Regions from separate parts of the Mus musculus genome. Here all the other regions are linked to region 1. A link is a loop called in an ENCODE intact Hi-C map of the cell type or tissue named here. Cell type or tissue: left cerebral cortex. All regions are shown on one strand. Links, peaks and the distances in the headings refer to the core of each region. The heading gives the core; the rest is flanking DNA.

Evidence for each region. A loop is a pair of places that touch in the nucleus more often than their neighbours do. Peaks named below come from ENCODE experiments on the same cell type or tissue, not always from the same donor. Only the 100,000 strongest peaks of a DNase experiment are listed, where the experiment ranks them.
Region 2: a loop joins it to region 1, with 2.2 times the contacts of the local background. A loop is called at or near these places in 3 of 42 quality-filtered maps.
Region 3: a loop joins it to region 1, with 4 times the contacts of the local background. A loop is called at or near these places in 11 of 42 quality-filtered maps.

Annotation. Positions count from the first base shown.
Region 1 is chr13:3,533,419-3,544,199 of GRCm38, forward strand. It overlaps Gdi2 (guanosine diphosphate (GDP) dissociation inhibitor 2), which reads left to right and starts at 4,657. Exons shown (of 11, transcript NM_008112.4): 1 at 4,657-4,925. The coding sequence starts at 4,881. In left cerebral cortex, for the core only: no CTCF peak of the experiment used is centred there; DNase peaks (open chromatin) are centred at 4,578, 5,154, 5,677, 6,955 and 1 more place; H3K4me3 peaks cover 3,225 bases; H3K27ac peaks cover 1,949 bases.
Region 2 is chr13:3,472,124-3,482,904 of GRCm38, forward strand. It overlaps 2810429I04Rik (RIKEN cDNA 2810429I04 gene), which reads left to right and starts at 6,109. Exons shown (of 7, transcript NR_045363.2): 1 at 6,109-6,229; 2 at 7,399-7,451; 3 at 7,786-7,878. In left cerebral cortex, for the core only: no CTCF peak of the experiment used is centred there; DNase peaks (open chromatin) are centred at 6,066 and 6,547; H3K4me3 peaks cover 1,057 bases.
Region 3 is chr13:3,603,746-3,614,526 of GRCm38, forward strand. It overlaps Tasor2 (transcription activation suppressor family member 2), which reads right to left and starts at 7,363. Exons shown (of 20, transcript NM_134063.3): 1 at 7,045-7,363. It also overlaps the pseudogene Gm20277. In left cerebral cortex, for the core only: a CTCF peak has its summit at 5,470 (motif pointing left); DNase peaks (open chromatin) are centred at 6,507, 6,844 and 7,457; H3K4me3 peaks cover 1,810 bases; H3K27ac peaks cover 1,216 bases.

The sequences.
Region 1 (10,781 bases), core at 1,158-9,157:
GGCATGTTAGTGCCCTTGAGAGGCTGAAGCAGGAGGGTTGCAAATTTGAGACCAGCCTTGACACTATAATGAGTTTGAGGCCAAAGTCATTGCATAGTAAAACCGTGTTTCCAAATAATAAAATTGAAATTGACAGTTATCTGAATGAATTTATGGTGTTGGTAATACTGTTGTTTCAAATAGCAAGCAGGTCAGCTCCCACTAAAGTTTGATTTCTGATAGTCTGGGAATGTCCGTCACTTGAATAGTGCATTTTCTGCTCACCCAAATTCGGATGTATAAGCATTGTAAGGTTTTAGGTTTTGGTTTTGATTTGTTTTTTAAGACAGGTTTGTTTGTTTGTTGTGTAGCCTTGGCTATCCTGGAACTCTGTAGACCAGGTTATCCAGGAACTCAGGGATCCACCTGCCCCTACCTCCCAAGTGCTTATAGGGAATTAAAGGCATGCCACCACCCGGCACATTACAAATTTTTTAGTACATTGTGCCAGAGTCTATTTTCATCAAGTAAAAGTATTTCAGAATCTATCAGGTCATTTCAGGAAATGACATCAGAGAAAGCCTGCCTTTCTATCTGATTGGGAAGGAACCTGCCGAGTTGTAAGACAGGGCTTCATGTAACACATGCTTGCCTGAACCTAGCTTTGTAGCAGATGACCTTTAATTCCTAACTCTTGCCTCCACCTCCAAGTGCTAGGATTATAGGTATGAACCACCATACACAGCCTGATTTCAATTTCTTGTGCATAAGCAGTGTGTGCCTGTGGAAGCCGGAGTTCAACCTCAAGTGCTGTTTCTCAGGAGCAACTGATCTTATTTTCCAAGACACAGTCTCACTGGGTCCTGGGGCTTATGGATTTGGGCAAACAGGCAGGGCAGCAAGGCCCATATACCTGCTCATCTCCACCTCCCCAGCACTGTGCAATCACAAGCCTGTGCCACCACCCCAGGCTTCCTGACGTGTGTCGTGGGGGTTAACTCATATTACCAATTGCACCATCTCCTCGGTCCTCAACATTACCTTCTGACCATTTGCAACTTTACCATTTGAGACTTGTAGCCAAGTCTCAGATCCTTAAATTTCATGTTTATATCTCTCAACTCAAATGGATTGAGACACTCAGAACTGAAGTGTCTATCTGCTGAAGACTTTAAGTTAAAGCTAAGCACATGTCTTCCAAAGCTGTTGGGATCTACTGTTGTACAGGATCATTCTCCAAGCTAAACGGCCACCATTTTCAGGAGGTAAGCACTCCCTGGTTGCCAATGATCATCACTGATGGTTTGTGTACTGCTGGCATTCCCTTTGGGGGAGCCATTGGGAGGGCCATAGGACCATCATCTGAATGTCTAGCCACCCTTCCAACCAGTTATGTACAATTCTGCCCCAACTGAATATGACCTTGGTGGTGGTGGTGGGAAGGATGAGGGTATATATAGATGGGGGAAGGAAGAGATAGGTACTCTATCTACACAGTTAAGAGTGTGTGTGTGTGTGTGTGTGTGTGTGTGTGTGTGTGTGTGTGTGTGGTCTTCATGAGTGCTGGGTGTAGACTTTCCAGGGTTCCCCAGCCTAATAAAGTCAATGGTTCTCCAGCATGAACTATGGTGGAGTTATAATTGCTTTGTCCTGAGGATGTAGAAGAAGGTAGAGTGAGTTTACAAGTCTTCACGGGAGGGAATTTTAGCAACGCTTAGTAACAATTTGAAGGTTTTCTTTTAGATTTGGAAACTCTCCTGGGATGGCTGCAAGTTCTGCCTCAGAGCATGGAGAAAAGCATGTGCATAGGCCTGGTTGGTCAGAAGTTTTATCTCATAAGGCAATGTCTGCCTATTTTGACTGTCTTCAAGTGGAAAATATATATAAATATATATATAAGTGTTAGTCAAATCAGAGCATTCCTATACAAAAGAAGGGAATGGTCAGGTGTAAAGTACTGGGTTTGTTGCTCAGACTTTTCATTGTTTCTCCAAAGAAAATTTCAAGGAAGCATTGATTGATTTCCTTTTCCATTGTGTTCATTACTATTGTAAGCATGTTTTTGACCTTGCATGCGTGGCTGTGCACGGAGGCCAGACGACAACTGTGAGGTTGACTCTCTTCTTTCCACCTTGTGGGTTCTGTGGAGCTAGGTTGTCAGGCTATTGTCACAAGCATTTTGACCACAGAGCCACCTTATCAGCTCACAGCTTCTTCATCCTAATTAAAAACAAGACGTATTTACACAGGGAATCTGAAAACAATTATTTGTTGTAGTGCTGGGGATGAAATGGGTATTCCAGCCAACCAGGCCAGGGCCTTGTGCATGCTAGGTAGTAATTGTTCTAGGTAACAGCCCTTCCATTTGTCAAGGTTGATGACTTTATTTCTTTTTTTTTTATTCCAAGTATGCCTTTATAAAAATCCTCTTTTCCATTGTGGCCACTGCTTTTCCAAGGCATTTGTTTAACCTATGTCCTCAACAAATTATACATAGTTTGGGTTTATGATTTTAGCAAATGAACTTTAGCTGGTGTCCAAGGAAGGAAAGACCTGGGCTTCTTGAATTGGAAAGAACTTTTGTAAAAATAATTATTGCTTCCCAAATTAAAAAAAAAATCAAGAAAAAGTATCTGTCAAGGCTCTTACATGGATTCATTCCTCTTAACTGTACTTTCCAGTTTGACTCTTAAAATTGTTATGATTTTAACCCAGCTAGCAAATGGGACCACTTAACTAATCCGATTTAGTAAAAGTTGGGGGTAAAGGAAAGACAAAAAAAGCTGGCTGAGATTACATATGGTATGTATATAGTATGTTAATGTAACTTGTTTTTTGTTTGTTTGTTTTTTCAAGACAGGGTTTCTCTGTGTAGCCTTGGCTGTCCTGGAACTCACTCTGTAGACCAGGCTGGCCTCAAACTCAGAAATCTGCCTGCTTCTGCCTCCCAAGTGTTGGGATTAAAGGCGTGCGCCACCACACCCAGCTTCTTAATGCAACTTTTATTCTCCTGTGTAACTGTCATCTGGGAGACTTACTGCTCCTTTCTGCCAATGTAGGCCTAGTCGCAGAAGCTTCCAGCCTCCATACAATCTAATGTAGCCCTAGAATGTTTTCAGCCTCTGAGACTTACTGCTGAATAAACTCACCCTTTCTAGTTCTTTCTGAACTCTGGCTGGATGGTTCAACTCAGCTGTTCTGGTTCAAACTCCTCTCCAAGCTGACTGATTCAATCTGGCTCCTCTCTGCTTCTTCCGAATTGCTCTGCTTGACCTTTAACTATAGCAATCTGTTTTGGTTTTTCGCCTCTTCTTTGACTCATTCTGTCTTTACTTGTGTCTAATTTGTCCTCTCTGCAACCTGTCCCTTTATAACTGTCACAGTAAAACTGCTTCCTCCTCCTCTTCTGTACTGCCTCTTAAATAGCTTCCCTTCCCTCTCTCTTTTGAGAGCTGGGTATAACCTGGCAAACCTTTCTCTGATTCAGTCAAGCCACTCAATTAGACATCACTGTTAAACATGGGTGCTTCCTTCTAATAAACTAGTTTTACCTTTGGAATCAAAGGTGTGCACTTAGGGTGTGCCTGTATTCCAGCAAGATTAAAGGTGTGTGCTAAGGGCCGAGGCACAGCACAGCTAGTTCAAAGCCAGTGGAGCTTGATGTCCAAGGGGCCTGCAAATGTTGCTTTAATGGTCCTGAGGGTTACTGGAAGGTCTACTTTGCACCCTGACAATTCTGTTGTCCAAACAAAACAAAACAACTCTGAAATTAATTAGATTCAACAAAGTTTTAACAAGGATCAGGATCCAGAACCAGGCAGCACACCAAAGATGGTTCAGAAGCCCCACCTCTAGTGTGGTAATTGCATGTAGAGGCTGAAACACAGCAAACATACAAAATATAGTGCAATTCAGCATTTGCCTTTATAAGCACATTTTGGCAGCCTTCAGCCTGAGAGACTAGTTGAAGCCCAGTTGCTTGGGTACCAGGGTTATCAACTCTTAAATTTATAACCTGCTTTGCATCACAAGCTAGAATGCGGAGCATTATATAGGAAAGCCATTCTGGACCACATTTTACCTAAAGCATGGATACCAGTTTAGAACACATTTATTTGTTCGAACAGAACCATACAAGTTTAAAGCAGGGCACACAGAATCCTGAGGTCTTCCCAGCCCCGCGCGGGCAGGGGCAGGGGCAGGGCCAGGAGCCAAGCTGCAGAGGCAACGAGGCTGCCAACCTTCGGAGAGGCTGGCGTCCTCACGACTTGGCCCCGCTCGGCCAGGGCGATGCACGTACACCTCTCAAAGTCCCAAGGGCGGAGCTTGGGCTCCGTGGCCCGAAGCCTAAACAACCGTGCTCCATCTCACACCTTGGCGCGAGAGTCAGGCACGTGGTAGCCCAGCTGCAGTTTCCGCCTTGTTCCTCCTATTCAACTAGACCCTCAGCTTCGCATGTCGCCGCCCATACCACAGGAGCACAAGACGGGTGAAATTTAAAAAAAAAAAAAAAAAAAAAGCGCAAAACCGGAAGCCAAGATGGCAGCAGTCCGCCCTTCTCTCGCGAGAGGGGAACGAGGGGGGGAGAGGTGGGGTTAAGGAAATTCACCAATGAGAGAGCAGGATCCCCTTGACTGACGGCGCCGTCGGCCTCTCGCACGCCCCGCCCCGGCGCCGGAGCTCGCTCTCCTCACCCCGCGCTCTCCCCGCCTCCCCTCCCTCCCCTCCCTGCTCTTCTCTTCCCGTTGAGGTGGCGGCCGGCCTCTCCTCCTCCTCAGCTCCGTTTTTCCTCTCCTCGCTTTTTCCCTTTCCCCCCGACCCCCGGGGCCCAGAGCGGCCGGACTTCTCGCTCCCTTCTCTACGGCGGCCTCCGAGCCCCCGCGTGCGCTCCTTTCCCCGCCATGAATGAGGAATACGACGTGATCGTGCTGGGCACCGGCCTGACGGTGAGCTGCGGCGGGCTGCGGGGAGACGCGGCCGGCCGGCCTCCGCCGGGCCCGGGGGCGAGGGCGGGTCCCATCGGTGTGCACGAGCCTCGCCCGCGCCCGAACTGCCGGTGTCTGCGCCCCCTTGGGGGCCGTCCCCACTCGCCCGCGTTGAGTCTGGGATAGGGAGGTCGTGGCTTGTTGGGATGCAGTGATTTGAAGGCGTCGGTAGTGTGTTAGGGAAAACCAGGATGTGGAAGCCGGGACGTGTCCGTGGGAAGCCTGCCCATTGGGAAGTTGAGGGCAGAACCGCCCAGCAGCCGGAGAGAGACAGCCTCGTCCTCCTGCAGGAAGGAAGAGGACCGGGAAAACAGCTTGTGCTCCTTGCACTTCCCCTTTGGGTGAATGACCTCTCCCGCTTGGAAGCAGGCAAGCCCTGGACCGAGCGGGAGGGAGTCGCTGCTGGCGCCTGCACTTCCTATGTAAGTGGCGAGTAGCAGCAGCAGCAGCAGCAGCAGCAGCTTACTCAGCTAGTCTCAGGGCGCAGAAAGCCAAACAGAAGGATGATCGCTGATCGATAATTTGTCCTAGAGTTTGGCCAACTTAAGTTTCTAGAGAAAATCATGAAACGAGTTTCTTTAGGAAAAAAACAAACACCCTTTTTCTAATTGCTTCACTGCCCTCTCATCCACTCGCTTGAAATGGGAAATGAATTTTCTCAAAACTTGTCTGTTAAATACTTTTCACGTCCGGCCCGTGCTTCCCTTTTGTTTGGTTTATTGCGTGCCGCCACAGTTTCTTGAGAAGGGGGAGGCTAAGTTCTCTGTACTTGTTACACTTCTGGGAGGTTAGAAAATAAATGCGCAGTGTGAATGTACTGGTATGTAAATGTAAGGCGGTCCCTAATGCTCCAGTACGTTTTCGTCAGTATCTATCTGCTTAAATATGGGAAAAATATAGACAGGTTTTTATACTTTGTGCTTTCCCCCCGGCCCCCCACTGTGACAAAAGGGCTGATCTTTTGCAAAAAGGAGTTGGGAAGAGAACCGACCATTTTGAATATCAATTGCGGTGTGTGTGTGTGGGGGGGGTATTGAATGTGAAATTATGGGTAAATTACTTCATCTGGAACATTGATGTATGGATCCCATATGTCTATCCATCAAATGTCCAAGTCATTTAATAAGAGCCCCACGGCTTTCGACTTTGTTGAAATGCATTGGCATTTCTTTCTTTCTTTTTTTTTTTTTTCCTCGAGACAGGGTTTCTCTAAGTAGCCCTGGCTGTCCTGGAACTCACTTTGTAGACCAGGCTGGCCTCGAACTCAGAAATTCGCCTGTCTCTGCCTCCACCACCGCCCAGCTTGCATTGGCATTTCTTAGAATCAAATTAATATCTTTAAGATAAAATACTCGGAAATAACTGTTTTAGAGAAAACCTTCAAGATTTTTTATTCTACTTTTTTTCTTTTAATACTTTTAGGAAAAGCTTATTTTTCTCTTTGAAGTGATGAATGATTGCTAGAAGAGATTATTGAATTCTGACAAGTTCTCACCTTGTAGCTCTGGTTGTCCAGGAATGCAGAGCTCTGCCTATCCCTGCCTTCTGGGTGTTGGGATGAAAGGCAAGGCCAAGATGTTCTGCTCAAGGCTCAGTAACATGTGACTGCCCAGAGAGTAGACTGGAGATAGACATCATTGCTCACCTACAAGGCCATCTACTTAACTTTGAATGAATGACTGAATTTCTTTTATTTTTTTGAGGCAAGATCTTTCTCTGTAGCCTAGCTATACTGGAACTCCCTATATAGATCAGGCTGACCCTGAATTTAAAAGATATTTCTACCTTCTAGCCTTCCCAGTAGTTGGTCAGTGCTTGGATTAAAAGGCACATACTGTCACACCCAGCCATTGGAACACCCACCCCCCACCCTCAACCCCGTCAGTTGGGGAGACTTGAATGGCTAAATTAATCACTACCCAGGGCTCTCTGCAGGTTGACCTTTTTTAGTGCCTAATTGGGGGTTCCGGGCATAGTAAGTAGTTTGTGATGGTGGCCTGTTAGTGGGCCCTGTGGCTGCCAGCATATTGTGAGAGCCAATTATTTCTCTTTTATATTGTCATTGCTAATACTTCACATTTGCCCATTAATAGGGTGGGTTGAGTGTAGCTAAGTGAGCCCAGAGGCTTCCTGCAGGCTTCCACAGGCCTAGTTTAGAAGCATCATTTTGTATCAAAGATAGCACAGTCTGTTTAACAAAGTAACACCCTTTATTTAAATTTTCACTTGAATTGTGAATTTCTTAATGGGTAGTGGATACATAAGTAACTAGAATTTAGAACAGTTTCTGCTGTCTTACAGCTATGCTAACCTTGTTTCTCACTGGGCCTTCCTAGATCTATACTGGGAAATGTTTTAGAATTGTATCAGTGTAGCTTGTGATCATCATAGGACCATCATTAATAGACACAGTAATAGCAGAATGATGTTGACAATAAGAAATGACATTAGTAGAACTTGGGTGAAATCTTGAGTTAGGTTAAATCTTGAAGAGACTCCCAGTCAAAGTTAAAAGCCACAAATTAGATGTAACTTTGAATATCAGAATGTACATGGCATTAATGTTTGGCTTGTAGACATTTAGTGCTGGAGATTTCAGAACCTAGTAAAAGGGTGTATACCAAATGTATATTATTGTTATGTCAAGGACTTTGAGTGAAGGAAACTTGTTACTTTAGTGTTGCTTGGTGTTGGCATTCTTTTCTATCAGTTAACTTCACATTAATCCTCACGCATTGAAAGTTACTTTAGTAAAGAAGACCTTTAGTTTTCTATGAGAAATGGCAGATTCTGTGTAATTATCTAACATTGAGAATTATCACTTTAAAGGCTATGAGGTCATGGTACACACATTTAATCCCAGCACTTGGGGAAGAGGGGTGGGCACAGACACAGATGGACCTCTGAGTTGGATGCCAGTCTGGTTGACAGAACTTAAGGACAGCCAGGGCTACACAGAGGAACCCTGTCTGGACAAAGAAAAAAAAAAAGTAGTAGTGCTCCGCCCCCCTCCAAACCTATAGTTTGTAGACAAGCCTTTCTACTGACACCAGAGTAAGGAGAGTGACTGTCTTGGTAAGTAGTGTTTTGTGATGACTAATTTTTGTGCTGTGACATTTGAATGCATTAAGTCCCAGTGAGCTTTGTGGGGCCTTCAGCCCCTTTAACTAGGCTCAGGCTGCTTTGCCTTCTGAATTATTCAGTCTCATTTTTGCTTCCTATCCCTTCTTTGTTGGTTGGCTGGCAACTTCTGCATTTCTATGCTTTGAGCATGTGTAAGCAGACTTTTACCACATAATTGGCACACAACTCATATGGGCTTGGTAATAAATCGCTGAGTTGTGCTAGAATTACTTATTTGAAAAGAGCTGGCTCTACAGCCATTTGTGTTTCCCAAGGCTTTGTTCTTTTTTTTTTTTTTTTTTTTTCTACACAGTAAGCCTACACATTTGAGCAGAAACATGTACTTTGACATATAAACAACTCATTCTCAGCATAATATGTTTAAAGATTATTTTACATCCCAGAATATGCTCCCTATCATTTCTCTTTATTAAAACATACTTATCAAATACTAGATTTTTGTGCTTGATTTGAGAATCCTAAACTGTAATTTAAATTTGCTCAGACTTAGATTTGGTCTTGAAAACCTTTGCCATAGCTTCGAGAGGTATAAACACAGGACTTTGTATTCCTTGTGGTAGTGGTCATAGGACCAAGGAATTCAAATTCTTTTTTTTTTTTTTCTTTTTAAAGTTGAATGTTCCTAGTCTAAAGATGTTTAATTTAGAGTGCTCCAAATGAATCTTTTCGAAGCTCCAGTATAGTACCACACATGGGAATCCCATCCTGGACATTGTGTTGCTGGGTGGTTGACAAGGTGCAGGCTCACTAAATGCTGTATTAAGGGAATTTCAGGCTAGCCTAAGGAAAATTTATGTTTAGGCTTGGATCCTATTCCCAAGAAACTTTGCTATGGTTTGGTGACACTTAATTTAATCCGAGCATGTGGGTGGCTCAGGAGGTTGAATCAGACAGAATTTGAGACCAGCTTGGTCTGTCTACCTACAGAGTTCTAGGCCAACTAAGGCTACACAGTGTGACCTTGTCTAAAAAATTAAAAACAACAACAAAAACCCCATATGTATCAAATTTTTCTAAAATGGAAAAAAAAAAAAAACCAGACATTTAAAACACCTGTTTCAGGCATTTTAGATCAGGGAAGCAGCTTGTGTTCGCCTTAGATGTGTTTCAAGGACTTGAGGTTCACATATGCTTTTTAAGCATGCATACATATAGGTAAAGTTGGGTATTTGATTCAGCTGTGTTAATTTTTGTCTCATTTCAAGTGGCTTCTGATTTGAAAGGCTACTCTGGGTTAATGTGGGTTAATGTTTTCAAACATTCATCCACTCACAGGATGAGCTGCTATTATCTCTCCTCCTCCTTCAGGAGACTCTCCTGATTGAAGACTCAACTTGAAGTAATTATTTGTCCTATTTCAGTTATTTAAACTATCTGTGACTGTTGCAGTCTGTTATGGTAAATGAAAAGGTAAACTTAAAAGCTTCCTGTATTGCACAGATGCGGTAAGTAATAGGAGTGCCTTGAAAACCTCTGCGATAGGTTGGAGAGATGTAGACAAAGGACTTTGTATTCCTTGCAGTAGTGGTCACAGGACCAAGGCTTTCAAATTCTTTTAAAAAAAAAAAAAAAGAAAAAAAGTTGAGTATTCCTTTCTTAAAGATGTTTAATTTAGAATGCTGCAAATGAATCCAGACACTCAAGTTACTCTGTGGAAGAATAAGAGTAAATGTAGACACCGAGGGGTATATGCATATACTCTCAGTAGTGAGGAGCCAGAGGCAGGAGGTTGGTGTTTGTAGCCAGCATAGGCTGCATAGTGAGACTCTGTCTGACTTAAAAAAAAGAAAAGGGGAGCATGAGAAGTTCACATAGAATCCTCAGAAACTTCATAAAAGGAGGTTAACTGGCTTAAAAAGTTTTGGTAAGCCTGTTGTGATGGTATACTCCTCAGTCCCAGCACTAAGGAACTCTGAATTCAAGGCCAGCCTGGTCTACGTATTGAGTTCCAAGATAGCCAAGTCTACATAGAGAGATCTCATCTCAAAACAAACTAATAAAACAAGTATTGGTAAGCTTTTCGAGCAGGAGGAATGCTTTTCTAGTCAAAGAGAACACTGTAAGATGGGATTTATAAAAAGGATGTAGGAGCTAGTAGAATAGATGGCTTAATGGGAAAAGGTGCTTGGTGCCGAGCCTCAGGACTTGAATTTGATCACTGGGATCCATGGGTTATGAGACCAGTTCTCTACTTTCAAGTTTTTCTCTGACTTGCACATTTGCCCCATGGCATTCATGTGTACACATACCCAAGTGTCAATACAAAAAGTGCAGGACTAGGAAAATCCTACCAGTATGCTGCTTGTGGAGAGATGAGGACTTCCAGATCCCACATTAAAAAAAAATAACAAACCAAGGAGGTATTTGTTCTAAATGATTCCTTTGAAGGCAGTTACTGTCAGCTGTTTGACAAGTTTTTAAATTAATAGGCCCCTTATTTTGGTTTTTAACCTACATGTTTTAGGGCTATGGTCATGCATATTTGTAGGAGTGTGAAGAGTTAGGTGTAGATGCTATTCAGCAAAGTTTGCTGTGATTTTTGTTTTAGAAATTGAGCCCTGAAGTCTTGCTTTTATTATATGAGAATGTGATTTTTGGTCATACTCTTTAAATGCAAGAGCCTGTTATTCCACTTTCATATATGCGTTGAGCAATATATTTTAATATGGCACT
Region 2 (10,781 bases), core at 1,733-9,732, 61 kb before region 1:
CTATATACTATATCTATCTGTCTGTCTACTCTTTTTTTTTTAAGGGAAAAACATCTGATCTGTAGGAGAAAAGAACTGGACATAGAGTCTCACTGAATACAGGATGAGACTAGACACAGGAACCAGCTGGATTTGTGTTCTGTTCTCTCTGCCCCATCTCTATGCGCAGCAGCTCCCTTTTTCTGGTTGTTTTTGTAATAAGAATGTAATCCTTTATCCACCTAAAACACTACAAATGGCCCATTAGCAAACCTTACTGGCTCTGTTTTAAAGCTATCTTCGAAGTGTGTCTAGTCCTATCAGCCTTAACAGCTAGACATTTACACTGTTACTTCTTGCCTGGCTTTACTTATTTTTTATTATTTAAAATTTCTTTTCAAACATTATATAGTTTGACCATTTTTTTCTCTCTGTCAATTCCATACAGATCCTCTCTACATCCCTACTCACTCACCTTTATATTCTTTCATTCTCTTTAAACACACATGTAAATAAACCAAGAAACACACACACACACTCACAAATGGTAGTAAAAATAAACAAGCAAAACACCAAAAGACAAGGTTGGCCAAACAAATCAAAATGAGAACAAAAAGTGTACAAAAATACCATTGAGTTAGTTTTGTGTTGTCTACCTGCTCTTGAGAATGGGGCCTGCCAAAAGAGGCCTTAATATAATCACCTGAGTTTACTTTTTTGTTTCTCATTTTCTATAGTTTCAATCCAGAATTTGTCATGCTTCTCTACAGGATCTATCCAATTAGTAACCACATATTGTCAAGTGATTTGGCCATTTCCAGTCCTTACTTTGAGTTAACTGTAGTAAATGATTCTGTTGGTCCTTCATCCTTGAAACATTACCTCCTTTTGTAGAACTGTGTTGTTGTTGTTGTTGTTGTGGTTGTTTTCCTGTTTTCTATGACTTTAACAGTTCAACCTTTTAACTCTGCTTCGCTGGTCCTTCATCATCTTGACAACATCTGTACAGGGTGCTTCAAATTTCATCATGTCTTTTTTTCTCTGTTATTCTTCTATCAACTTTTATGAGTATTAACTTCTATTAAATCTACATGTCTTTAAGAATAATGTGCTGTCTCTAGCCAGAACTCAGGTATACATAGTCTACAGAACCCTCAAAATTCATCTCTGTACTTTTTTGATATGGCATGAATGAAGATGTATTACCATTTGGTTGTTGATCAAGTTAACTCATCAAAAAGGCAGTTGTCTTATACCTGCTCAAACAAGAAGCAAAAATTCGTCCTTAACTGATCTGTGTACCATGCACATTCCATACAAATATCTTTATAGAACTAAATATTGGTTGTAAGGTTTATATATTACAGACTAAAACAACAAGAGGGCAGCCCTGACAAGATTCACCTTCAGGAATGCTGAGGTGACCTGCTGTTCCAGCTTCAGGAATGCTGAGGTGACCTGCTGTTCCAGCTTCAGGGATGCTGAGGTGACCAGCTGTTCCAGCTTCAGGAATGCTGAGGTGACCTGCTGTTCCAGCTTCAGGAATGCTGAGCTGCCTGCCTGATTCTGCCTCAGCTGAGGCTGTTTCCAGAGACTTGCTTCAGAAAGGGCTGCTAATTCCTGATGACATCAGTCCATATGGCTTTTCAGATGGTTCCATTCAGGACTTCAGTAAAGCCCTGGACTTTATCAACACATGAAAAGTGACAGCAAATAAAGACAGTGAGCTTTATTTTGACTTATGGACTTATTTTCCCAATGTCCTTTTGGGTCCCCAGAATGAATTCTTTATCCCAAGTCATCAGGAATCAATCCTAAGAAGACCACTGTCCCAGTTCCTAAAGTTGGGGTGGATAGTTTTGGTCATTTTATGGATTATAGATATGCTGTCACTTTTAGGGATAATTTAAAAATAATTATAGTTTTGTGCAGGGAGGAAACTAAATAGAGAGCTCAGACTCAGAAATTGTTATCTTTCCTTTGCTCTTCTCTATCTTTCTTTTCTTTTTCTTCCTTTCTTTTTTGTTCTTTGTTTTCTGCTTTTTGTTTTTGTTTGTTTGTTTGTTTGTTTGTTTGTTTTTTCCGAGACCAGGTTTCTCTGTGTAGTCCTGGTTGTCCTGGAATTCACTCTGTAGACCAGGCTGGCCTCAAACTCAGAAATCTGCCTGCCTCTGCCTCCCAAGTGCTGGGATTAAAGGCGTGCACCACCACACCTGGCTTCTAACCTTCTTTCTTATGAAGAGGGAAGGGGGTTGAAAAGAAAGAAGGGGCATAGAGTAATAGTAAAAGAAATTACACATAAAGGGATAGATGATTAAATTTACTCTTAAACAAAACATTTTACAGTCATAATCTTACATTGGTAGAAACCTTTATATTTTGGTGCAGAATTGAAGTTATATTTTTCTTACATTGGTAAAGAATTTAAATATTGATATAGGTTTAAGGTTTCATTGGTATAAATCTTTGTATACTGATACAAAATTTAAATTAATTTTGTTACCTTAGATAGGTACTTAGATAGGCAAATGATTTAAGAATAAAAGGTTTAATCCCAGTCCTTTTATTTATTATTATTTTGTTTGTTTGTTTGCTTTTTCGAGACAGGGTTTCTCTGTATAGCCCTGACTGTCCTGGAACTCACTTTGTATTCCAGGCTGGCCTCGAACTCAGAAATATGCCTGCCTCTGTCTCCCAAGTGCTGGGATTAAAGGTGTGTGCCATCACCGCCCAGCCCTATCCCAGTCCTTTTAATAGCAGTTATTGCAAACTGTTTAGGATAAACAGTCAAACTCATGGTCACATCAGATTCTCATTTAGTTAATTATAATAACATGTTTTCAAGGTTATTCAAATAGTAAATAGTGAAAAACAATTGTTTAATAATTCAGTTATGCTATATGTAGATAGCTTCAAAAGCATCAGAGATCCACAGAATATGGCATTTAAGGTTATTTCAGTATTAAAAGATCGTGTGACTATAATTTTCATAACTGCTGTAATTGTATTCAATTTATATTTGAATAGGAAGTTTGGTCTTTCTGTCCATTGAATTGCTAAGTGTAGGCCCCTAAGCCCTGGAGTCAGCACAGAGACCTGTGACCCTGCCCCCAAGTTATTTCTGATTGATAAATAAAGATGTGAACAGCCAATAGTTGAGCAGAAGAGACACAGGTGGGTTCGGGCTTCCCAGATTTGGGGTCCAAGGTAAACCATGAGGAGAAGAAAGTGGTACATGAGGGAGAAGAAGAAGCTGCCATGGGTTAGGTGAGGGATAATCACATAGTTCTGAGGGCTGACAAATTAGAGTTAAGAGCAGCCCAGATGAAACTGAACAAATAGTAAGTAATAATTGGTGTTATCAATAGGAAGTATTTTCTAATAACAAAGAGGTTAGGTATCATCCCAGCTTTTGTGCTGTTTGAGTCTTATTGTAAATATAAAGGCTGTGTGTTTATTTTATCAAGAAGCTAAAGGTTTGTAGGTGGGTTAGAAGCCCGGTTCGGGATTAAAAATTTCTACAACAATCTGCTTTCGGAGTGCTGACATTAAAAGTGTGCTCTACTATGAAATTTCATTAAAGAGGAATAGCAGCCAACAACCACAAAAGGAATGTGTAACTAGAAAAGTATCATTTGCAGCTCAGTAAAATAGTTGATTGAAAACAAGATTATCATTAGAGGCTGAAATATTAGATGACAAGTTGTTGGTGAGAACATAAGGTTGGTCAAAGCATTGTCAACTTATGGCCAATATAGAGGAAAATATATTTTATACTTCAGTAAGGAAAATATCTGGCTGCCACCACTCAACTAGGTAAGACCACTTGTAGTGAGGAACATATCCTTTTCACTATGATAGAATAGTGTAGAGCAGTGTGCCTGACAGTTTCCTGCCCATGTAGAGCTGGAAACAATAGTGATATCGTTCTAAGGTCCTAAGTTTGAGAAGTGGTACATTGACCAGGGGCTACAGATATCCCATTACTAAATACATATCTTAGTCTTGTTTTTGAGTTAAGTATTTTATTTATTTATTTATTTATTTTGGTTTTTCAAGGCAGGGTTTCTCTGTATAGCCCTGGCTGTCCTGGAACTCATGCTGTAGACCAGGCTGGCTTCAAACTCAGAAATCCACCTGCCTCTGCCTCCCGAGTGCTGGGATTAAAGGCGTGCGCCACCACGCCCGGCTGAGTATATTTATTTTTTGCCTGTTGAGTTACCAACCTGTTAATTTATAAATACTTAAGTTACGAGGCCTTATTTAGTTGTAATAACAGAGTTATATATTTATTTTGGCTCATGGATAATATTTAAAAAATTATTGAGCCATTATTGCTAATAACAGAAGGCGTTTGTGAACCCCAGTTAGTAGGGTAATCACTGTATTAGAATTTAGCACGTTGGATGATATTCATACTTCTGACTTGATGTCATCAAAATGACTTCTTGAGTCACTGTCTCCTGTCCTAGAGTTCACTTATTTAGCAATTTGATTGTTCGGCTTCTCTGGAAATCCTGTTTCTACTTCATGAGAGCTGGGATTACAGGCTGCATTTATGTGGTTGTTACAGATCTGAGTTCAGTTGCTCACGGTTGTGTAGCAAATACTTGACCCACTAAGCCTTCCAGCCAGCCCTAATAACTGATGGCTTCAATATGTACAGAGATGAACCATCTCTGCTCTGAACTTTCATCTATTTAAACTTCTCCTTTAAAATGACTTTGTCCTCCATTTTATTATATCTCATGGCTGCAGCCAGAGTGAATTTCTAAAGTTACTTTTATTGTTTAGCCCTTTCATTGATTTCTTACCCAGTAGCAGAGTCAAAACAGGTCTCCAAACTTTGCAGGACCTTATTCTCCCACCCTCCTTTTGCCTCCCAAGCTTCCTTTGTCTGGATACACTGATCTTTGCAGCCTAAGTCACTCTCTGCTTCATGCTTCACAGTTGAATGACCTTCATTCTCCCACCCTCCCTTTGCCTCCTAAGCTTCCTTTGTCTGGATACACTGGTCCCTGCAGCCTACCTCACTCTCTGCTTCATGCTTCACAGTTCCTAGGATGTTCCCTGGCCTCCATTCTCTGCCCATGTACATGCTGCTCTGGTGTTTCCCTACCTAACAGAACTAATTATTCAGCCTGGATTATTACTTTCTTGACATGGTATAGCTATGCCCCTCAAGGATTATACCCTCAGATGGTAGCTCTGAAATTATCCTGCAGCTGTTGCCTCTCTCACCATACTAAACGTGTTTTGAACACAGGAAATCAGTGTGTTTGTCCATTGGCACAAAGGATGAGTTATAGTGAGTGATGGACAGGATGCATGCTATGACTAATTATTGGGTTACAATGAATTTTGTGAACTGTGTTGGAACATATGCATTTTTCAATCTCAAAAGCAAAGTTTTGTCAGTTTTCTTAGTGGAAATAACTGCTGTGTAGAGATAATTTGTCAAATAACATTCTCCCAGATCTTCAGTTTCTTCCTTTCTTTGTTTCTTCGCAGTGGTATTTCAGGTCATGACCTGCTGGTGGTGTGCCTAAGAGCTGTCTGTAACTCCTGAAACTAAGCCCTACCTATGTTTTCAGTTGTGGGTCCAGAGAAACATGTAGCTTTCTAGGGATAGACTGAAGTTGAATTTATGAAGGAGAGTGAGAAAGGGAGAATGAGAGCGATTTTATTTGAATATCTATCTCCTGTCTTTCTGGGAGAAAAACCTCAGGTTTGCAAAGCCAGTTTTGAAAAGAGTACTGATTATTTGTTTGCAAACTCTTTTCAAATGTCTAAGGTGGAGGAACGAAACTGTTGTACTTCGGGAGAGAAGTTGTTTGGCTTCCTGTTTGAGCATTCCAACAATAGACTATTGTAATAACAATGGAGTCTCAGATTGGATACCACAGAGGCCTCTTTTGCCAGCCTGCAATGTACCACCAAGGCTATGCCACCCGCAACTGGGCAGGAGGACCAGGACTGGGTCACCTTGCCCTCTGCCCTTGCAACCCTCTTGCATGGTGCCTACTAACTGTGAGCAGCTCACAGCCCGCTCAGGAGTAGGATGGGGGCTGGGCGTGCACTAGAGGGGCGTGGCGGAGGCGAGGAGTGGGGCGGAGCCATCCTGGAAGCGCGAATCTGGTACCGGGACTTGGGGAGCGAGGGATGCAACATGGTGCATCTGGGAGGCCTGCTAACTGGCTAACTTCTCCGGCGTTCCTCCCGGCCGAGGCGTGGGCACAGAATAGCGCAGGTGAGGCCCAGATATGGTGTCTCGATACGGCGCGGAAGGTAAGCGACCCCCGGGCCGGCGGGTCGGGGAATGGTGCTGACCTTGGAGGCCTCGGTCCGCCACGCCGCCCTTGAGCCTAAGGTCGCCGAACGACCGCCGCCCCCCACCCCTCCACTTCCGCCTCAGCATGGCCACCCTGACTCGACTACCTGCACTGCATGGTTCACCGACCTGTGAGCCCACGGATCTGGCTGTGAGCCCAGCCTTCGGCATCACAACTCATTCCTTCCTCCAGCGCCGGTGCATCTCGGGCCATTCATTCCCTGCGCCTTCCAGCATCTGCTCCTCCAGCTTTTGCAGATCATGGCAGGGGCGCCTGCCCAGCCCCCCCCCCCCCCCCCACCACCACCACCACCACCGGGATGCGGTTCTCCAGCTTCCTCTCGCTGCTCATCCCAGGTGCACCGGTTTCTGCCTCTGCCTTGTTCTCAGACATTCGGAGTCAGTATCCCAAGGCAATGTTTTCCTCGCTTCTTTTTCCTCGTTACTTTTCCTTTATATGCAGGGCACCTCTCCTCACGTGTAGGTGCTCTGTTCACACTTCTGAGTGCTGTTAAAATAGCAGTCCGGGTAGACAGAGAGGGGCACTTCTCTCAGTTTGGAAGCACTTTCTTCCTGGGGCTGGTTTGGAAAGCTCAGACCATCCTGTAAGAAGTTCCTTTATTGTTTACAAAACATGTCTAGGATTTTACTGCTTTCTTTCGACCAGGTATAATGTAGAATGGTATGTAGATAAAAATAGGGACACATAATATAAAGGATTTGTAACTTTTAAGGAGTATGTAATAACTCTTAGTTTTTGCCTGGAGAATGCGTGTTCCTCCTTTGCGTAGAATAAGACATACCTTAATCTAGTTCCTATGGAGTGCACATTAGCTCAGTTTAACGTTACCTCGATGGGCTTTCTAAATGTTTGAGTCTGTTATCTCACACTGACTGGGCTTTGCCCAGGGAAATACTGCTAGAATCTGCCCTTCCTGTGCGGCCTGTCCTGGACACTTGGAAGGTTACCTGAATGAAGCCCTCCATCCAAGAATTCAGTCTACTAGAGTGCACTCAGCTTACTGCTTAGCCTAGTTATTTGCCATTTTTCCTGAATTACTCTTGTTTTCTTTTTTTGTGTCTTTTAGGTCAGTATGTACCTCGTTTTGTATATTGTCTTGAAACTTTACTCCTTTGTATGGTAATTAATGCATATTTGTTCACTTTTTAAAAGGTGGGATTCACCTTAAAGATTAATTTCTATGATTCTCAGGTAGAAAAATACAAATTTTCAAAGCTAATGTGCTTAAATATGTAACTTCATTCCTTTCATCCCAATTGAAAACTAACATTCTAAATAGTGAGAAAAAACTTCTCAACAACCAATCACTGCTAATAAGTTCCAATGACGACATATACCTATAGAGTCAAACATACACCCTTCAATAGCTTTTGAAGTGGAAAGATCAAAGACTTAGATATGGGTTTGAATTATGTCTCTGCTGGTTGTATGACTTTGAGCTTTTCATTCATAGTTTGAAGACATCATTTTCCAGTTTTGGAGCCGACTAATGAACTAGTTCTTAAGTGAAAGGCATTTAACACGACTGTGCATCTACAGGTACTAGGTAAGTGTTTTCTGTGGCATACTCTTGTAGCTATGTACTAAATAGGGCCTGGTATGCTAGAGAGAAGAATACAATGAGAAGAAGACTAATCACGGGAAACCTTAGGTACCTGCTATCTACAAGTGAACAGATCCTGAAGGCTGGTATGATTCTTAGTGTTTTATTAGAATATAAAAGACTGTAAATCATAGTATAAACTGGGCTTGGTTAATCTCAGCACTAGGGGGCAGAGGCAGGAGGATCTCTGATAGTTTGAAGCCAACCTGATCTACATAGTGAGGTGCAGACCAGTTAGAGCTTGCATAGTTAGACCCCATCACAAATAAAAACTAAAATAAATCATAGGGGAACAGAATATTGAAAAACAAACAACCAAAAATACTTTTCACTTCTTTTCTAGTAAGAACAGTGTCAACTGAAACATCAATGTAGATATTAGTAGATTTTTAAAATTTAAATTTCCTTGAACACAACTTAAGAGTATGAGAAGAATGATAATTCAGAAACAAGTAGTAGGTTCCTTTAGTATCTCATCTCCTTGTAAACCATGCACAGATTCAAGTCTTAAGTTCTAGTGTTATCTTCCTTAGATTGTTGGATTAGTGCCCTCACTGGTGCCCTTAATTTGCTTGCTGGTCCTCACATAAGAATAAGAATGGTCTTTTGAAAAAGAACTTGGATTGCACTTTTTGTGCTCAGAATCCTCGAAACGCTCTGGGTTACATACAGAATTGAATCTAAGCTCCTTCTCCCTGCCACCAGGCAGCCGCCAACTTAACCTAAGCTTTATCCCATGACTCTCACTATTGGGCTTCAGGATGTTACCCAGGCAGATAGATGTAGTGACTTCTGGTTGGTGGTAGTTGCTCTTGTCTTCAATTGCTGTTCTTTACTTGTGAGAACTTCTGGTTCCTAAAATAGAAGCAAGTCTCTCTTTTCCTGTTGTTTGACTCTTTTGTTTGGTATTAAATTACATATTTTTTCTTTTTCTCATTTGTATTTATTATTAGATATACTTTTCACTTGTTAGTTATTCCCATTGGACTTTTTGGCCCTCTCTTTCTAACTACAGGTAGAGATCGCATTAGATTTATTCATAATTTTATCCCTAGTACTTAGAATTGTGCCTTGTACCTAGTAGGCTCTTTGTAAAAATTGCTAACTAAATAAATGCTGTAGTTGATTTGGATATTTGGTATCTTCAGTCCAGATTCCGCCTGCTCCCATTTACTGATTGCATGACCCTGGAACGGTTAATGACTTCTGGTGCTTCATTTTATTCAGCTGTATATGATGACTATAGTATTACCTACTTCATAGCATTACAATGAGTTATTGAGTTAATACATGTTAAAGAACACAGGTCTGAGTTTCCCAAGCTTTGTGTAGAGGTCAGATGTCTATGTCTGATATCTTCCAGTTGCTCGTTACCTTAATTTTGAGTCAAAATTTTTCACTGTACCTGGAGCTTGCTATTTTGGCTGCACTGATTGGCTCCTAGGATCTGTCTCTTGTGAGACAAAGTGTTGGAGTTAGAAAGAAATGTGCAGCACTGCACCAGATTTTATGTGGATAAGAATCTGAACTTAGGTCCTCATGCTTGCAGAGCAGGTACTTCATTTATTGAGCATCTTCCTAACACTTAGAAAACAACTACCCAACCAACCCAAACGTCTAAAAATTTTATTTCTTCTCCCTCTCCGTTCTCTTTTTCCTCCTCCTCCTCCTCCTCCTCCTCCTCCTCCTCCTCCTCCTCCTCCTTCTTCTTCTTCTCTCTCTCTCTCTCTCTCTCTCTCTCTCTCTCTCTCTCTCTCTCTCTCTCTCTGTCTTTTTTTTATGCAGGGTTTTTCTGTGAAACCCTGGCTTTTTCTGAGTAGCCTATATATCAGGCTGGTTTCTAAGTCATGTGATCTGCCTAACTACTTCTGTTTCCAGAGTGCTGGGATTAAAGGTGTGTTACCATTGCCTGTCTTCTGACAACATTTTTTATTGTTGTCATAAGATAAAATAGAATTCATTTTTATATTTGTTTTGTAAGTGAAATATTGTTGCCTACCAAAATTTATTTATTTAACTTTCTAAATAGTTTCTCTGTATGTATAGAATAAAATAAAAATAAAGTGCTGAGAGCGAGAAAGCCACCAGAGTGGCTTTCCTAGGTTTTGCTTTGATGTTCTACTGGAAATACGATTGTGGTGATGAAAGAAGTTACTGGGGCTTCTTGTTTCCAGCCAGGAAAACTCAAAGATCTCAGGGAAGTCTGTTTTTTGAAGTGTTCAGGGAGGAGAGGTGTTTTATCATCTTTAGTGTGATGGTTTCTATCATTTTTGTACAAGGAGTTTTCCCTACATATTGTATTTTGGTTCTCAAGTTGGAGTGTAAAGCAACCTAGTAATATTCTACATACCTACCTTTGCTCTCTTTTTTTAATGTTATTTTTTTCCTTTATCATTTATGTAACCAAAACCATATACTTGTAATAATAAAAACTTTGAGGTAATGCATCAAGTTATTCTTACAAACTTATGATTCTGCCTATGGCAATTATATTTCAACAATACTAGGTATTTTTACTTAGGTTTGTTCTTGGCAAAATGGCTTTTTGTAATTCCTTTGATATTTCAGTCTCAACTTTAAGCCATAAGTGTCTAAGCCTTGTGCCTGACACTTAAAAATGAACATGAAACACTACTTGTCTTTAACTTTTGTTCCAAAATTAAATAATAATTGATAATTACTATGTATGTGCTATGTTCCAAGACTCTTTGTTAAGTGGTTTCCCTTTGAATATCAAAAGTACCATAGAACTTTGGCACACTCAACAAGAAACAGATTTGTAGAGATAATAGTACTTGGTTGGGTTACAAGGTACAAAAGGAACCTGGATTTTCATTTCCTTTCCT
Region 3 (10,781 bases), core at 903-8,902, 70 kb after region 1:
TGAATTCCCTCCATTGTACTACATTTATGGATTTTGTGTTTGCTACACTCAGTTAACTCTGGTATACTGAGCCATTGGGTCAGACAAGCTTGTTCCACAGCAAAATACTAATTTGTTCTAAAAGCAGTAACATACTGAAATGCTTTTATTCCAAGTCTTTAACTACTAATAACACAGAAATTATGCTTACAGGAATAATTTTCTCTGGAAAAAAAAATCTTTTGAAACAAAAAGCAGAAATCATGTAACTGCATATTTACTTCAATAGAATAAAAGTAAAATACACTCCCTACCCTAGATTAGTAATTCATTCATTTAGCAAAATAGTCTCTATTGTAGAGAAATTAAAGGAACTCAGATTATAAATCAAAGACATGAGAACAAATATCAGTACTATAAATGTGAAGGAATATGTAGACCAAGAAGCATATTATGTTGTATTTACTATACCAAAGATCATTTGAACTTGCTAGCAAATTATTTAAATTCATACAAAATTATGTAATTATGTGCTATTTCAAAATAGCAAATAGACTTAGACATTTCCATTTATCCAGTGGCAGTTGCCTTTTTAAAAGAGGAGGAAGAACTGGAAAGTATTTCCACTGAATTAAAAAATTATATCTACAAATTATGACTTATTCATCTGACTGCAAGTTGGTTAGATTGGGTTGAATATTCAACCTTAAAAATAAATAACTTGGGGCTGGTGAGATGGCTCAGTGGGTAAGAGCACCCGACTGCTCTTCCGAAGGTCCAGAGTTCAAATCCCAGCAACCACATGGTGGCTCACAACCATCCGTAATGAGATCTGACTCCCTCTTCTGGTGTGTCTGAAGACAGCAACAGTGTACTTACATATAATAAATAAATAAATCTTTTTAAAAAAATAACTTTATATCCATTTTTCATGTGTTTTTATGTGTTGTCTCAGGCATGCTGTGGTAATATGTTAGAGGGCAACCTGAAGGAGTTGGTTCTCTCCTACCACCATGCAGGTTCAAGGAATCAAACTCAGAAAGGCCCACCAGGTTTGGCAGTAAGTGAGCTATCCACTGAGCATCCTCACACCCTCTTTCTTGATACAGGGTTCCTCTTCTTCAGCCCTACCTGGCCTTTGAACTTGCAGTGATCTGTCTGTCTTACCCTCTTAAGTGCAATATTTAACTTTTGAAGATTGTTTTTAATATTCCCCAAATTTGATCTTCTACAAAGTTTCTGATCAGCTGACATTTACAATTTTTAAAATAATTTTTTGTTTTGACATGATGCCCAAAAGGTAAATTGTTCAAGATCATGTAGTTTTGACTATTATTTTAAAACGTATCTAGTGTGATACTAGGGATCCATCATGCTAAATAAATGCTATTACTGAACCACAACCCCTAGTCCTTTATTGCAACTTTTTAAAGACATCCATATAAACTCTGTGACCAATGTTCTAACTTATCAAATTGGGTTTATGAACTTTAATGCTTTAGCATTAAACTACTAATTTTTGTGGGGGTTTTTTTGGGGGGTGCCGTTTGTTTTTCCAGACAGGGTTTCTCTGTGTATCCCTGGCTGTCCTGGAACTCACTCTGTAGACCAGGCTGACCTCGAACTTAGAAATCCACCTGCCTTTGCCTCCCAAGTGCTGGGATTAAAGGCATGTGCTACCACCACCCGGCTAAACTACTAATTTTCAATTAAATGTCTTTACCAAACTCACTGGCATGTTGAGTACCTCTCAGAAAGATATTAAGTGGTTTTTCTCAGAAAATATCTTTTTTGTTTTTTTTCCCCCCCAGGAACAACTACTTTTTAATGTCCATCTTTGATTCTTTCAGTAATTATATCTTACAAAGCAAGGGGCAGAATTAAATCATTTTTAAACTGCTTTCATCACTGTGTGTGTGTGGGGGGGGGTGTACTAAGAATTGAATCCAAAGTTTAATACAGGCCAAGCTACCCCTGAGCCATATCCTCAGCCCTGTACTTTTATGTTTTAAATAAGTACCTCAAATGCCCTGAGTATAGAGGTGAAATAGGTCCTATAACCAAATGAACTAGGCACCAAGAGCTGGTTCTCTCCTAAGGGGTCAAATAGCTCTTCTCCTAAGAGAAAGAAGCTATACATTAAAGGTGTATTTCATCAAGCAACAGTGTATTGACAATTAGCAAGAGATTTAATTGTCATATTTTACTAAATGAAAACAGAAAGTATGCCCTAGGCACATTTCTTATGACAAAAGCAGTAATTAAATCAGAAACCAATTTTAAAAAGACAAAATGAAAAGCAAAAGACAAGAAGAGAATATTGTCAAGGAGCTTAGCACCAGGCTGGGTCAAGACTTGGTTTATGGAGTGCTTTCTATAATAACATATGCCTATCTTGACTTTAAGTTACTGAGGCCAGAAGCTCAGAGCTTGGTCTACTGACACTTGTTGCTAACAGCTGAGTGATTAGGTAAAGAATTTATTGCTATTGCTCCCTTCTCTGGTCAGGCATTCAGAATCCCTTTGTTGGCCTGGCTGGTTAACTCTTTGTGACCCAGACAGGAAGGAAAGGAAAAGAATTAAAATTCTTTATACAAATATGCACAGACGTGGCACACACCTTTAATCCCAGCACTTGGGAGGCAGAGGCAGGCAGATTTCTGAGTTCAAGGGCCGCCTGGTCTACAAAGTTAGTTCCAGGACAGCCAGGGCTATACAAAGAAACCCTGTTTTGAAAAAACAAACAAAACAAAACAAGTATGCACAGACACACATATATTCATATACACATTTATATTTTTATTCACATTTTCATTTACACATTAACACAGTTAGATTTTTATGGGCCCAACCACCTGTCTCACACACTCCGCAAGTATTCATGCACATTTCCATACACACTAATACATATACACATATACACATATAGACAAGACATACATTTTAAAGCTTCTTTTTTTTTTTTTTTTATTCCAGCTAGTGGAGAGATGGTCAGTGGTTAAGAACACATACTAATTACTCTTGAAGAGCCCCAAGTTCAGTTCTTAGCACCCATGTTGGGTGTAGCTCCAGATCCATCCTCTTCTGGCCTTCATAGGTACCTGCTCTCAAGTGCACAAACCCTCACACAGATACATAACTTAAAATAAATGTAAAATCTTTAAAAAAAAAAAATTCTAGCCAGGCATGGTGGAGCATACTAGTAATCCCAGAAACTCGTGAAACATGGCAGGGAAATCCTAGGTACAGGCAGGATGAGTGACATAATGTCTCAAAAAGAAGCTGTATTCTAACAGATATTCTTTTGTACTTATTACTGGTGCTAGGAATTAATCCAAGGTGGCCCACATACTAGGCATATATTCTATTACTCAGCATTTACAGCCTTTAAAACATAAAAGTACAGGGCTGAGAATATGGATCAGGGGTAGCTTGGCCTGTATTAAACTTTGGATTCAATTCTTAGTACCACAAAATAAACACACAAAATACACAAGTGTATATACCATCTACTTATATCAAAATAGTTTAGTGAAAAATTAAAAACAAACATATTTTTCATTGGTAAAATTAATATAAATGATAAATTAGAGGTAAGATAAATCAAAACCAGTTGGGCAGTATTAAGAAATAGTCAATAAAAAATGTAAAATATTTAAATAGTAAGAGGGCACCTATAATAACTCTGACAAATACTAAGACAAAGTCCTAAAAATCATATGGCAGAGTCCTAGAAAAATCTAATTTAATAAATGTGACACCCTGAAAATATATATATACACACACACATATATATGTATATATATAAATATGTGTGTGTGTATATATATATATATATATATATATATAAACTATGTATTACTATTAGTATTAATATGTTATGTATAATAGTTACAATATGTTATGTATATATATACTTACTATTTGGAAGATCTATGCAATTTAGAGAAGCGGTATTTTCCAATGACTACTACACAAATGAAAGCCCTCTGAAGAACAAGCTCGATAAATGCAAACTATTATCAAAATTGATGAATAGCAAAAACCCCACAACTATAAGAAAATATTAATATGTCCTTCCTTTTCCAACCAGTGGACTAGCCAATAACAGACAATTTTGCCATATATTTCAACTAAAACAATCTATACAACAAAGTACAGAACTTGAACAATTAAAGGTGACATGATGTATTTGCAAACACATTGTACAATATTACTCTTATCACTAATATATTCTGGAAGGTAAATAGCCATTTTTCACCAAAAATGTTATTTAAGTCAAGATGTAATTGGTTTAGTTTTTAAACATACTAGTAGTCAATTTAACATCTAATGTAGTATGCAGTATTTTTACACCTGTAGATGTATTATAACTGGAGACTCAGTATTTTTACACCTGGGGATGTAGACCAATGCTTGTCTACAATACACAAAGCCCTGTGTCAATCACCAGCACAGCATAAATCCAGCGTGGCAGTGTGTTTGTAATCCCAGCATTTTAGAGGACTCAGTAGGAAGATCAAGAGTCCAATTCCAGCCTTTGCTACATACCAAATTCAATGGTGGCCTGGGCTATAACTTAGAGGGGGAAAAATGTGTAAAGGAGCATGGACACATGCTATAACATAAAATTTGGAACATAAAACAAAATATGATTATAAAGTATGACTTCTCTAAGTTCAAAACAGGTGAAAATATGTTAGTTAATGAAATAAAGACCATGGTGAAAGTTCAAGGAATACTTTCCTTCTAGAAAAGACACACACAATCTTATTTCTAGGTACCTGTAATGTTCTATTTAAAAAGGTGCAGAAATAGCCTGCTTGCTTTTGTAAACACATTTTCACACATAGTAAAAATATATTCTTAGAAGGAAAAAATAAAAACAATGCCTTTTCTTAAATGAATCTATAAATGTAATGAATAAGCTATACAATGCAAAAACAATTATCCCAATGTGGTTTTCCTATAGAGATTGAGATGCTTCATCTGGAAGAAACAAAGAAGGATCCTGAGCTTTCCCTGGTCCTCCCCCAAAAGAAAGTACTAATATATATCATAAAGCTACCATAGCTAGCAGGGCATGGTGGTGCACACCTTTAATCCCAGCACTCGGGAGGCAGAGGCAGGTGGATTTCTGAGTTCGAGGCCAGCCTGGTCTACAAAGTGAGTTCCAGGACAGCCAGGGCTATACAGAGAAACCCTGTCTCGAAAACCAAAAACAAAATTTAAAAAAAGCTACCATAGCTAAAACAGTATGGTAACTGTTAAATAGGGCAAAGCAGAGAGTATTCTGACCCAATTTCATAAACAAGGGATATCGGACTGCCCAAATGTTTGACTTTCTTATTCACTAGGAAAGATTAAAAGTTAAAATGAGGGGCTGGGGAGATGGCTCAGCGGTTAAGAGCACCGACTGCTCTTTCGAAGGTCCTGAGTTCAAATCCCAGCAACCACATGGTGGCTCACAACCATCTGTAATGGAATCTGATGCCCTCTTCTGGTCTGAAGACAGCTACAGTGTACTCACATACATAAAATAAATAATTCAAAAAAAAAAAAGTTTAAAAAATTTCCCCCTATTATTGGATGGGTTAAGATGTTTAGAAAACAGTGCTACCATCCAGTAGCAGAGTAATAAAAACCATACCTAAGGGGAATGAACATTAAAAAAATAAAATCATCCCAAGGCATTTAACAGTGTGTCTAGAATTATCATAAGAATTTAATTCTACAGTTATCATCACCTAAACCCTGCTTACAATAGCTGCAGGGGAAAAACACAGCTCTGTAAAGAAGAAAATCTTAAAAATGTCCACTGACAAGACACAAAGGATAAACATATCCAATAATATTTGTGCTAATCAGATATGCTACAGGTAACAAGTAGTATCAGGCAAGTTTCCTGGCAGTTTTCAAATTTCAATTTACTTAAATGTTTGAACCAGAGAGATGCCATTTATCTTTCTTATTTAAAAAAAAAAAAGTAGGAAACAAATTGGCAACACACTCAAACATCATCTTCTTTAAAACTAATTATTGACAAATATTCGTGTTTTTTTTTTTTCTAACTTGGGCTCGCTAGGTATTGATATACACTGGTAACACTGGAGCTACCCTTTACCAAACAATTTCCCAATACGGGAGGTATTCGCTTACACTATCAGGTATATGTGCTTTGTCCTAAACCTCTTCGGTAGGATTTCCAACAATCTCAGATTCTATACTATGACATATTCACCCCGCCTTCCTTTTGCTCTTCTAAGGGGAAACACTGTTGAGTCCTCAGGTTGTTTATTATAGAGATTTAGGAAAGACTTTCATTCGCTTCCCAGTTCTAAGTTTCCCTTCAGAAAGAATACAGGGGGGAGGAGCTTAACAAGAGGCGCGTCAAACTGGTAAACGGAGATTAAGGGAGACTCGAGATCTTCCGAAATAGCTCCAGTTTTGAAAGTTAAGCCACGGTTTCCTACCAAGTGCCGGTTGGTGCTCCCCTCTAACCAACCTCGGGGCCAGCGTACTGGCAGATCCCTTCACCGCTGCTGCAGCCGTCGGCTGCTGTCTTCCATATGGGCAGGCCCACTTATACGTAATAAAGAAGTTAAACCATGCCGTGCGTTGCCATAGATTCTACAGAACCCCGAACTCCGACCTGAGGGTTTCCCCAAAACCCCTCAGGGGGATGAGCTAGGCCAACCCCAGGCAAGGGAAAACTTCAGTGCAGAAGGATCCCATCCATCCCTTGGGGGGATGGAGCTGCTCTGTGACCGGTGTCACAAAACAAACCGCGCCGGGCTTTCCGCCTCGGAACGCAGACACCCATCCGGACGACCGCCACGGGCTCGGTGGAAACCCCGTCTAACCTTAGCTTCTGCAAGGCGGAGCTGAGCGGAGGAGCGGGGGTTGGGAGGGTCCCGCATCCCGGGCGACCGAGGCGTCTGCCCAGTGGCCCCCCGCGCCGCCCTGCCCGCCCACCAGTACGCGCCCCGCGAGCCAGCCACGCTCTTGCTTCCCCACGGGGGTCCTCGCCCCGGACGCCCCAACACCTGAGGGAAGGAGCGTTACCTGTCGCCGGCGCGGCCGCCTTCCCTGAAGAGACGAGCTCACCACTCGGTGTCCTCCTCATGCTTTTCCAGCCCGTCCCTTTCTCCTCCTGACCCCTCGCTCCGCCGCGTCTCCCGACCTCGCCTCACGAGCCCGGGTGTCCCGGGCGCGCGCTAGCCCCGGTCCCCTCACTCAGCCTCACAAGCGAGAAGCCGCTTCCGAAACAAGCCAGGCGCGGGGAAGGCGTCCGCTCTCCAGCCCCCGGGGAACCAGCGACCGGAAGTGAAACCTCGTGCGCACGGAGAAAGAGAGCAGGCTCCGAAGACAGAAAGTGAAAACTAAAGCGCCGTGCTCGCCTCGCCAAGGCCAATCACAAGGAGCACAGCGACGCGCAGGCGCGACCGCCGCCAGCATCCACGTTGCTCCTGCTTTTCCAGTAGGCGCAGGCGCAGGGGGGGGAGGGCAAAGCTAGCTCCGGATTGGACGACCCAGCCTTCCTTGGCTTCTCGCGAGATGTAGGCGGCGGGATCTAGAAGGCGTGCACAGGAAATGAGGCTCCTCAGTCGGAACCTCTTCTAGTGTATTGTGGGTTACTCATGGCCGCTTTTCTGGCTTTTTCTGTACCAGGTGCTGTAATGGGACAGGGCAAGATAGTACAGAGACGCTTCCATCTTGTCTCCTTGCTGAGGCCATTTTAGGTTTAACTAAAAATGATTTTCTTGATGAAAAATTACCCAGATGTTCTTGACTGGAAGCGAAGATGTCACAGCTAACTTACTTTCTGTCAAACTGCTTGCTGGTCTACACCTCCTCCTGCAGCTCCTGAGTGCGATCCAGGATGTAGTTTTGCCTTTAAAAGCCCCTTGGTGTAAGGAAGGTGTAAATGCTCAGGGCTACACTTCGTCCGAAAACCTGAGTATAGTCCTAGCTGGCAGGAGTAAAGACAGTTAACTAGCTATAAACTGAAGGTCATCTTCAGTGACTCTGGTGATGCTGGTTGATCTAACCCAAGTGCCACATCTCACTGCTGTTTGATTTTGCGGAATGTTAAATCCATACAAAACTTAAGTTCATTGTGGGAGTTCTCCAGACGAACTTGAAATTTATTATTTATATGAGTGTTGAGGTGACTATAAGTAACAATTCAAGTCTATCCTTTCTATAGATAAGAACCGCTGAGAGAAATTAAGCAGTACCAAGGACCTTGTGCCACGGTTGAAATTTTGTTACGATGAGATTTAGTCATTCAGTGGGCGAGTATACTTGTGGCTAGTTCCATATTAAAAACTGGGATTGGAGAGATGGCTCAGCAGTTAAAAGCACCGACTGTTCTTCTGAAGGTCCTGAGTTCAAACCCAGCAACCACATGGTGGCTCACAACCATCTGTAATGAGATCTGATGTCCTCTTCTGGTGCATCTGAAGACAGCTACAGTGTACTTAAAACATATAATAATAATAATAATAATAAGGGCTAGAGAGATGGCTCAGTGGTTAAGAGCACGACTGCTCTTCCGAAGGTCATAAGTTCAAATCCCAGCAACCACATGATGACAACCATCTGTAATGAGATCTGATGCCCTCTTTTGGGGTGTCTGAAGATAGCTACAGTGTACTTACATATAATAAATAAATCTTTTAAAAAATAATAATAGGGGTGGGTATGGGGGACTTTTGGGATATCATTGAAAATGTAAACAAGGAAAATACCTAATAAGAAAATAAATTAAAAAAAATAATAATTAACTAAAAATTATGGTCACCAGCAAGGTAAAGACAGACGCTACTCATATCTGAGTTCATTGTAAAGGTGAATTAAATTATAAGCTACCACAGTTATTTCAGGTAATAACATGGTGCGAAAATGAATGAAATGCTAGTAAATGAAGTTGGAGGTGGAAGACAAAAGGAAAAACACAAAACAGAAGGAAAACACCAAAGATTTAACAAAAAAATGGGATGTTTAAAAAGTCAAAATCCAAAGATGAAAGTGAACCTTGGAGGTGGAGCTTTATGAGCAGAATGGAAAACAAGTGGAAAGCACCCCATCTGTGAAAATGTGTTCAAGATTTCAGTAAGAACTGGCACAGGACTGTGGTTTCCTCGGCCGAGGAGGTGGTCGCAGTGGGCTCCCTACCTGTCTCTGCTACCGCGTGGCAGAAGCACTTTCCCTCAGGGCACCAATGAAAGCCTGAAGAAAAAATAATTGCTTCCTTTAAAGCCATGGCATATCAGTTGTACAGAAATACAACTTTGAGGAACAGTCTTCAAGAGAGCCTTGATGAGCTCATACAGTCTCAACATATCACCCCCCAGCTTGCCCTTCAAGTTCTACTTCAGTTTGATAAAGCTATAAATTCAGCATTGGCTCAGAGAGTCAGGAACAGAGTCAATTTTAGGGGCTCTCTAAATACATATAGAGATTCTGCCATAATGTTTGGACTTTTGTATTGAATGGTGTTGAATTCAGAGAGGTGACAGAACTTATTAAACTGGATAAAGTGAAAATTGTAACCTCTGATGGTAAAAATACTGGCTCCGATACTACCGAATGAGTAGAGAAATGTGGCTTTTTTATGCCACCTTCTGTTATTTTCATCGCTTTTTGAAGAGAAACATAGAAGAGTCTTTTTATTTATTCTCACGATACAGAAATGACAACACTGTGCTATATATACTACCCAAGAATCCCACAGAGAGAAGCATGTGACTCTGTTCTCTTAAATGACCTTTAGTACACAGCATAAAGAAATGTAACTTTTTTTAATGACAAATCAAAAGTGGTTGCCTTCATAAGAGTATTCTTCAAAGCTGGGCATGGTGGCGCAAGCCTTTAATCCCAGCACTCGGGAGGCCGAGGCAGGCGGATTTCTGAGTTCGAGACCAGCCTGGTCTATAAAGTGAGTGCCAGGACAGCCAGGGCTACACAGAGAAACCCTGTCTCGAAAAACCAAAAAAGAAAAAAAAAAAAAAAAAAGTATTCTTCAATAAACTCGTTTTAAAACTTAAAGAAAAAAAACTTCAATAAGAGTGCTCTGAAAGTGAAAAAAAGCAAAGAATATTCATAGTATCCAAGAGCTAAGAAGAGTCAGCAAAGTGCCTATCAGACAAGCATAAGGACCTGTGTTCTATCCCCATAACTAATGTAAGGTGGAAAGGTGGCCCAGTCTATAATGCCAGCACTGAGGAAGAGGGAGCAAACAATCCCTGTCTAGTCTACTTGTGAATCTAAGGCCAATGAGAGACCCTGTCTTAACAAATAATTTGGACAGGTCCTGAGAAATAACATCCAAGGTTGGCCTCTGATTTCTACACACATTACACATATGTACCCACAGACTTACAAACATGCACATCAACACATATCTCTCACATACACACTTACACACATTATAATACCCATTCTTAGTCATTGTTCTATTGATGTGAAGAGACACCATATTTTAGAGTTTTACTGCTGTGAAAAGATATGACAAAGGCAACTTTTTTGTTTATTTTTTCAAGACAGGGTTTCTCTGTGTAGCCCTGGCTGTCCTGGAACTCACTCTGTAGACCAGGTTGGCCTCAAACTCAGAAATCCGCCTGCCCCTGCCTCCCAAGGGCTGGGATTAAAGGAATGCACCACCACCACTCCTCAGAGACAAAGGCAACTCTTTTTTTTTTTTTTTTTGAGAGCCTGAGAGATGGCTCATTGGTGAAAAGTGCTTAACTGCTCGTGCTGAAGTTGTTGTTTTTTTTTAAGATTTTTGTTTATTATTA